Linked DNA regions of Homo sapiens: regions 1 and 2 are each linked to region 3. The links are chromatin contacts, found by Hi-C or POLR2A ChIA-PET in ENCODE. All regions are on one chromosome and are shown on one strand. The core of a region is the stretch at or near the end of the contact, and the rest is flanking DNA. Distances in the headings are between cores, read along the strand shown. Region 1 holds the start of NBPF12 (NBPF member 12). Region 2 holds the start of PRKAB2 (protein kinase AMP-activated non-catalytic subunit beta 2). Region 3 has its middle 27 kb from the start of TRH-GTG1-2.

What was found. Hi-C counts contacts between places; a loop is a spot of excess contacts on that map. ChIA-PET counts read pairs that join two places held with the same protein, here RNA polymerase II (POLR2A). Pooled maps may share reads with other maps.
Region 1: a loop to region 3 is called in a pooled map, with 3 times the contacts of the local background. The contact joins the promoter of NBPF12 here to the enhancer-like site in region 3. A Hi-C loop is called at or near these places in 1 of 50 pooled maps.
Region 2: a pooled map shows a loop between it and region 3 (5-fold over the local background). The contact joins the promoter of PRKAB2 here to the enhancer-like site in region 3. A Hi-C loop is called at or near these places in 1 of 37 single-sample maps with no recorded cell type and 8 of 50 pooled maps. POLR2A ChIA-PET finds 5 or more read pairs at or near these places in 5 of 52 experiments (Caco-2, OCI-LY7, activated CD4-positive, alpha-beta T cell and 2 more).

What each region holds. Positions count from the first base shown.
Region 1 is chr1:146,936,876-146,939,575 of GRCh38, forward strand. NBPF12 (NBPF member 12) reads left to right here and starts at 1,449. Exons shown (of 37, transcript NM_001278141.3): 1 at 1,449-2,137.
Region 2 is chr1:147,171,078-147,173,777 of GRCh38, forward strand. PRKAB2 (protein kinase AMP-activated non-catalytic subunit beta 2) reads right to left here and starts at 1,393. Exons shown (of 8, transcript NM_005399.5): 1 at 1,352-1,393; 2 at 912-1,090. The coding sequence starts at 1,067. It also overlaps a transcript of CHD1L not described here. RefSeq lists silencers at 1,053-1,322, 1,493-1,722.
Region 3 is chr1:147,045,325-147,048,024 of GRCh38, forward strand. No RefSeq gene overlaps it. Among named protein-coding and RNA genes, the nearest start is that of TRH-GTG1-2, 27 kb to the right of the region's middle. Within about 2 kb of position 1,372, at least 3 of the 41 ENCODE cell types and tissues checked have a DNase peak (open chromatin) inside an H3K27ac peak, as active enhancers do; they include OCI-LY7, where a contact is called at or near this core.

The DNA.
Region 1 (2,700 bases), core at 199-2,698, 110 kb before region 3:
CCTGAGCTCAAATGATCTGTCAGCCTTGGCCTCCCAAAGTGCTTGGATTACAGGCATGAGCCACTGTGCCTGGCTCGGTCTTCCTCTCTTGAAGCAACCAATGTTATTCGTTTTATGTGGACCATCCCAGGGCTATCATTATTAATTCAGGTGTTTATACAAGGCTCTCTGAGAACTCAGTTTTAAAGATTACCCAAAGAGTCCCTGCAACAATCCAGCCTAAAACGATATAAAATCAGTTTTGATATAACTGAAGTTTTTAGATTCTGCCTCCAAATATCAGATTGTGACATTTTACCTTTCTCTGACTTTATGCCAAATTTACTTCAACTTCTAGCATCTATCGTTCTCATTTAGGAACAAATATGTATTTCACAAATGTGGAAATACAACCATGAGCCAAACAAAACCAAATCCTGGACTTACGGAGCTGATGGTAGATTCCCCAACATAACCACTTGATTACAGTTTTATGCAATGTGATGGGAGTAAGGGACCACCGTAGGGAGGTCAGAAGTTGCCTCTCAGAGGTGGAGACTACAGCTGTCGTCAGAAGGATGAGGGTTGGAAGAATCTTCAGGCACAGAGCAAAGCATGAGCAAAAGCTCTGTGGAGTCCAGGAAGCTGAGTAAATAGGGAATAAAAGAGGCCAGTTTGGCTGAAGCAGAGAGAGCAGGATGGAATTGGTCTGACCTGTAAGAAGACATGGAGAGGTGGGCAAAGCGCCTGGCCATTCAGGGCTTGGTTAGTTAGGAGGTTTTGTCTAAGAGAACGGGAAGTGGTTTGGGCTGGGAAGTGACAGGGTCACATTACATTTTGAAAAAGCCACTCTGCCTGTTGTGTTGAGATTAGAGAGGCGATAAAGGGGATATGGGTAAACCACAAGGAGACTAGGTCAGTAGTCCCTCCACCCCCACTCCCCAGGTGAAGGTAGCCTAGACTAGGGTGGTGATGGAGGAGGTAGAAGAGGACAGATTCAAGGAAAATTTGGAAGGTAAAAACCAGTAGGATTTGCTGATGGACGGAATATAGGAGGGGAAAGGTAGATTATCAGGGATGTATCTTAGTTTTCTTATAGAAGATGTATTTAGTTGCAATGAAATTGTTAATTGAAATTGACTTTAAATAATGGCACGACTTAAAATTATGCAAACATTTGCCTTAGATAAAATTTCAAGTTTTCAAAGTTTTTAGCTGGGTAGATGGCATGGCTTTACTTCATATTTCTTGGTATTTCCTAATCTTGTTAAAAAAAAGTTTTTCTTTTTCTCAAAGGCTTATTTCAGTGGAAGCCCATCTGCGAAATCTGTTATAAATTTAAATTAGAAAATAAATACAAGTGCCATTGACACGTTGGTTATTGTTTTTGCGAGTGACCTAAGGCCACCTCTCGCGGGAGCTGGGGGCTGCCTTCCGACTCCTGTGCGTCTGCGCCGCGGGCGGAGCCCGGAAGTCAGACTATGGGGCGGTGCGGCAGCGCGAAGCCTGCAGTCCTAAAGGCGGGGTCGCTCCAGGCTTCCGAGGGGGTGTGTCTCCCGCCTCTTTAACCTGGCAGGGGCGGTTCAAGTGGCCGGGGAAATCGGCGAATTGCAGGGTCAAGGGCTGGTGCTTTGAAAGAGAGGCGGAGGGGAGAGAGGGATTTTCCCGTCCCCGCTGCGCTCCGTCCTCCATTACTCGTTTTCTCCGCCCGCGGCCCGAACCCGTTGTGCGGTAGAGGCAGCCGGGTCCCTTTAAGGCCCAGCTGCGCTCCGTCCTCCATTACTCCTTTTCTCCGCCCGCGGCCCGAACCCGTTGTGCGGTAGAGGCAGCCGGGTCCCTTTAAGGCCCAGCTGCGCCTGTGCCTTGGGCTCTCCTGACACGGCCCATCCGGACCCTGAGGAGCCAGCGGGCCGCAAGCAAGTTGCTGGGCGGCGGTTGAGATAGCGGCGGTGCTGGGAGGGGTAGGTGAGGGTCGCGAGGCTGCCTGAGCTTCTGAGTGAGCCTGGTGATTTTGGGAACGCGGGACGGGCGACCTGCGGCGCCAGGAGCGGGGCCGAGGTACGGCGGCACGGCTGCAGCCTGGATGGGAAGTTCAAGTTTACTGCGAAGTCCACCCAGCGTTCCGGAGGTGAGGGCGCCGCGCCAGGCCGGGCGGCAGGTGAGTCTGGGACCTGCGGGCGCACAGCTGGGCTGAGGCGCGGCGCGCTGGGCCGCCGCAAGTTTTGTTACGCGAGCGGGGCGGTTGCGCCGGGCACTGCCGGGCTCCGCAGGGCTCCGCCGGGGCCTAAGTTCCCTGCGCTTGATTCCTCGCCTGCCGCTGCAGCCCACAGCCCTCCTCTCGTGGGCGCTGGGGAAGAAACTCCCTGGCGGGTGTTCTGTGGCATCCCAGGGGGTGGAGGGACGGAGCAGCTTCGGGGGCACGTCTTCGGAAGTCCTGTGGAGCACACTGACTTCGCACCCCACCCTCGAGGCCGTTCCTTCTGGGAACTTGGGCAAGAGCGCTCGCGCCCCTGACTTGCAAAGTTGGGGTCTTTATTGGCCTCCGGGATTCTGCTCCTGGCGGTGTCTCCAGGCTGGTGATGGGCAAGCCAGGTGTGCCAGGTCCAGGATGCATGTGAGGAGCGTTTGTAGCGATCACTGAATCACCTCATGACTAGCGGGGCAAGCCTCCAATTAACCACAGGATTTCTGGTAGGTTGGACTGTGGTGTTGGTGTTTGCA
Region 2 (2,700 bases), core at 143-2,642, 130 kb after region 3:
CTGGAGGAATTACTTGTATTTCATGCTGACAGCTCTGAAAGCCATTAGAAACATTAGAATGGTAATCGCTGCTATCAGCTCCATCTGTCCTTTCTTACAGAGTGAAAACAAGTTGTTCTCTTCCTGAAAGTCCTTGGAATTGAGAGCAAGGTCTTCAGGGCAGCTGTGGGTTGTCGTTTTTTTAGCCACGCAACATTTTGAAGTACTACTGAGGAGTAAACAAGTCGTGGAATCATTGGCTCTTCCACCTACGGAGCAGCAGCGGGGCGTGAAAGAGGCACAGCCTCAGCCACCACAACTATAAAGTATGGGACAAAAATTAAGCAGTCAACTAAATGATGTCCTTAATTGATCCCCAAGACTAGGAGAAAGTATTCAATAAGCAAGTAGTTGCTGCTTACAGCCGTGCCAAAAGGGAAGAGGATCACAACTGTAGAGCTGCTAGAAGAGCAAAAATGATACTGATACATAGAAATTTTCAGAAAAAGAATTTCATTTAGCCACCTCAGGGCAAAGGTGAGAAACTACCACCTATGGTCAGCAACTCGTGCAACCTACCCTCTGAAGTTGTCCACCAGGGATTACAAACTACAAATTCAGCAACGCTATGGAAGAGAGCCATTCGTGCTCGGAGGATCGGGGATGGGGGGATGTCTATTGTCCCCATCCTAAAAATGTGGCCAACAGATTAGTCAGAACACCAGGAAAGCAAGAACTCCGCCTCTTTATCCTATTTTGAGGCGGCACTTCAAGAGGAATTATCATCCAACACCTCTGTCCCCGATAAATCCCTTTAATTCAAAAAACCATAGCCCGGTTCGGCGCGGTAGAAAAGAACCAAGAAAGGGAAGAGGAGCCCAGAAATCAACCCGCTGCAGTACTGACACCAACTGCGGGCATGGGACGCTTACCTTGGAGTCAGGGAGGCTGAACACGCTGGGGTCGTCCGTACTCCCCACCATGATCTTGTGCTCCTTCCCCGGGGCATGGCCGCCTGCGCCCTCGGAGCGTGCAGCCTTGGCGCCGTGGCGCTCCCCGGACACCCGGTCGCTGGTGGTGTTTCCCATGGCTGCAGCTCGTCGGGGACCACCTACCGCGGGGAACGACACCGGGCTGGGAACACCTCAGCCGCCGCGTCAGGGGCGCCCCCCGGCCCCGCCCCTGCGCCTCGGGACAGGGCAAGGGATTCCCCGCCCCAGGGAAGCCGAGCCCTGGAGCCCTCTCCCTCCTGGCCTGCGGGAACGCCTGCAAATACCCCGGTGCCCTCACTGGCCCTAGCTCAGGAAACCCGCTATCGGGACCTCCCCCGCGTCCCCGCGCTCACTGCCAGGGGCGCCCCCACTCCAGTCACCTCGGGCGATGCGCTCCCTCCTCCAAGGGCCACTGATGTGATGGCTGTTCTGCAGATCAGGCCACCAATAAAGTTATTGAAATTGAAGCCGCACCCCTCGCTGGCGACCAGCGATTCCTCCTAAAATGGCTACAAGGCCGGCGGCGCGGAGTCCGCCCAGTGCGCGTTCCCTGCGGCCTGCAGCCTCGGCGCCCGGGACCCGCCGGCCTCTCTAGCCGCCGCCGCCGCCGCCTCGATGGTGGGCAGTCGCACGCAGCCTCCAGCGCCAGGAGGGGGCGCCAGGCAGGGCCTGTCCCGCCTGGGGAGACTGCGCCCGGGATAATAGGAGCGCTTGGCCTCTGAGACTACCCGGCAGAAGGGACGTCCCCAAATGACACTCGGAGGCCGCCTCCCTGGGCTCCGGTGCTCGGTGCCGGGAGGAGCGGCACGGCTTTCTACCCCGCCTCAGGTGCGCCAGCACGTTTTCTGGGCAGCATCTGTGTGTTAGGCGACCGGAGAGGTGGGTTCCTTATAGGGAATAAGAAAACTGAAACTGACTTCCAACTGCAGGCAGAAGGAAGCAGTGGTCATTGCTGGAGGTTAAAACTGTTCTGACCGGGCGCAGTGGCTCACGCCTGTATTCCCAGCACTTTGGGAGGCTGAGGCGAGCAGATCACGAAGTCAGGAGATCAAGACCATCCTGGCCAACAAGGTGAAACCCCGGCTCTACTAAAAATACAAAAATTAGCTGGGCGTGGTGGCGCGCGCCGGAAGTCCCAGCTACTTGGGAGGATGAGGCAGAAGAATCGCTTGAACCCGGGAGGCGGAGGTTGCGGTGAGCCGAGATCGCGCCATTGCACTCCAGCCTGGCGACTCAGCGATACTCCGTCCCCCTCTCCCCGCCCCAAGAAAAATCTGTTCAGTGGGGAGCGACAAGGAAGGAGCTTTCAGCCCGACTGGGGTCGCAGGGAAGAATTCAAGATGGCGTGTTTAGGAGCTCTAGCTCCTTGACAAATTAGTAAAATGTTAGTCTTAGGAGAAGAACGAAAAGGCTCTCCTAGGCTAAGAAACAGCATACACAGTGAGAAACCTCAGAAGAAATAAAATTCAAGGAAGATAGCAACAACGAAAACATCAGAAGGAACACTAAAGGTATAAAAAGGGCAAAGACAGCCCTAGGGTTGGGAGGGATCCAGGTTTTTTATGAAAATTAGTGGAATCCCTAAGGTACTTACCTTTGTATTATAAGTATTTGCATGTCTCCTTCTAGAAACGTTTATCACTCTGTGTTACACAGACCAGCAGTGTTGGCGTCAACTGGGAGCCTGTTAGAAATGCAGAATCAGGCCCCATCCCCAGGGTTCTGAATC
Region 3 (2,700 bases), core at 122-2,621:
TGCCCTAAACTTTCAGTGTTCTCACCAGAAAATGACAAGTACTTGGTTATGACAAAGTTCATTAAAAATCATGATAATAGGCAGGGCGCGGTGGCTCATGCCTGTAATGCCAGCACTTTGGGAGACTGAGGTGGGCAGATCACGAGGTCAGGAGTTCGAGACCAACCTGACCAACATGGTGAAACCCATCTCTACTAAAAATACAAAAATTAGCCAGGTGTGTTGGTGTGTGTCTGTAATCCTAGCTACTCAGGAGGCTGAGGCAAGAGAATCACTTGAACCCGGGAGGCAGAGGTTGCAGTGAGCCAAGATCACGCCACTGCACTCCAGCCTGGCAACAGAGCAAGACTCCGTCTCAAAAAAAAAAAAATCTTGATAATAACCATAGCTGCTAACACTTACTATGCCCCGGGTGCTCTAATAAATGTTTTGTGTATATTTAATCCTTTTAACAAACCTAGTGATCTGGCTCCTGCCTACTTTTCCTACTTTGATATCTGCCATTTTACTGCTCACTCATGACTGTAGGCACACTAGACTTTTTCTGTTCCAGGAACACCAGACTTTCTCTTGACTCGGCCTTTACAACTACTACTCCCTTTGCCTGAAATATCTTTCCCAGGGCTGCCTCCTTTTCATCCTCAGGTCCCAGCTTACATGTCGTCTGCTCAGAGAAGCCTTCTTTGGCCACCCTATTTAAGATGGTCTCCATCCATGTTGCTTTCTACCATTTCCCTCATATCACTTACTATACTCTATAATTATAATGTTTATTTATTGTCTGTATCTCCCCAGGAGAAATTAACTACATACAGCCAGAGACCTTACTGATTTCATTCACTACCTCATCCCCAGCACTAGCCCAAGCTTAGAGAAGGTCCCCATATAGCTAATGAATGAATGAGTGAATCCTCACAAAAATCCTATGAGATAACTACTCTTTGATTTATACATAAGGTGATTTCTTCTACTCTTCAATTTACAGACAAGGTGATTGAGTCTGAGGGAAATTAAGGAGCTTGTTCAAAAATCACAGGGCTGGCTAGTAAGTGGTAAATCCAGAATGTGAACTCAGGGAAGCTGACACAGAGCCACTAGGCTATAATGTCTTTCCTGTAGATACCATATATCCATACAATCTTTATGGTAAGGACAAATTATTTTAAATAAACCCTTTAAAGGAATTTAGCAATAGCTAAATATCACTCACTCAAAATATCTATTCATAGGCATTACAATTTCATGATCCTGAAAACAGGACAGAATCAAAAAGTAACATTACTCTGGATTTGATAAATGTGAGAAACACAGGAAGAGGATGTGGAAACTAAAATATCTGATATGAATACTCAGATAACGGCTAAGGTAGAACCACAAAAAGGAAGGGAGACTAGGGGATTTTTAAAACTGGTATTTCTTAAATGCCACACATTCTCATATCCTGAAAACTAATTGAGTTGAAAAACATGAGTCTGTTAGTAAGCAGAAATATGGTAATGAAATCAAAAGATAAAATATGATAATTCCATCACAAATAGAAACACAGGTTTTATATTACAGATCTAGCTATGGCAAAAGGTAAAAAAAAAAAACTAAGAGCTATTTGGACTAGCTAGCTAAACTGAGTTTAGGAAGCCATGACACTGACTGATCTTCTAAAAGAGATGCCAACATAGTAACAAATAAGCTTTTAGTTTCAGTCTGTAACTCTGCGCTGTGGTCCTAGTATTTCTTCAACATCATAGTTGAATATGCAACTAGCTGTGGAGGAAAGGCAGGGGGAAGGGAATCTCTAAGGCTGAAAGGCCTCTTCTAAAAAAATTGATGAGAACTCTATGCTAGAGCGAGTTAAAGCATAAGGTGGGAAAAATGTGCTCTAGGAAATGAATCTTCTTAGGAAGTATGTGAAGTCACAAAAGGCTTGAGTTTGAATCATAACTCTGGCATTTATTAGTTACCTGACTATTTTCCACTCCCATTTTAAAAGAGAAATCAGTGTTTCAACTTCTTCGTCTATAATAATTGGGCCGACACCACTTACTTTGTGTAGAGTTGTGAGCATTAGTGCTAATTTAAATACCTAGCACAGTACATTGCACATGAGTACTCAATAAACATTGATTATACTCAAATTTCTCGTTTCATGTTTCTAAAACTGATTTCATGGGTCTAATGTCATAACTCTAAGCAGCAATCACACAACACTTCCTTTTTTCACTAGTGCTTTACAATTATTATTATTATTATTATTATCTTGGAGGCGGAGTTTTGCTCTTGTTGCCCAGGCTGGAGTGTGATGGCACGATCTCAGCTCACTGCAACCTCCACCTCCCAGGTTCAAGCGATTCTCCTGCCTGAGGCTCCCAAGTAGCTGGGATTACAGGTACCCGCCACTACACCTGGCTAATTTTTGTATTTTTAGTAGAGACGGGGTTTCGTCATATTGGCCAGGCTGGTCTTGAACTTCTGACCTCAAGTGATCCGCCCACCTCGGCCTCCCAAAGTGCTGGGATTACAGGCATGAGCCACTGCACCCGGCCCTTACAATTATTTTATTCCAGTTAGCAATGGGGAGAGAGGGTTACGTTTTTCCAGCACTTAATAAGTTTTAATGGTCCCAATCTAAAAACAGGAGCATCTTTTTGAGATAATGTATATATAAAATAACTTATCTCCAAAAAGAAAAAAGTCATACCTGGC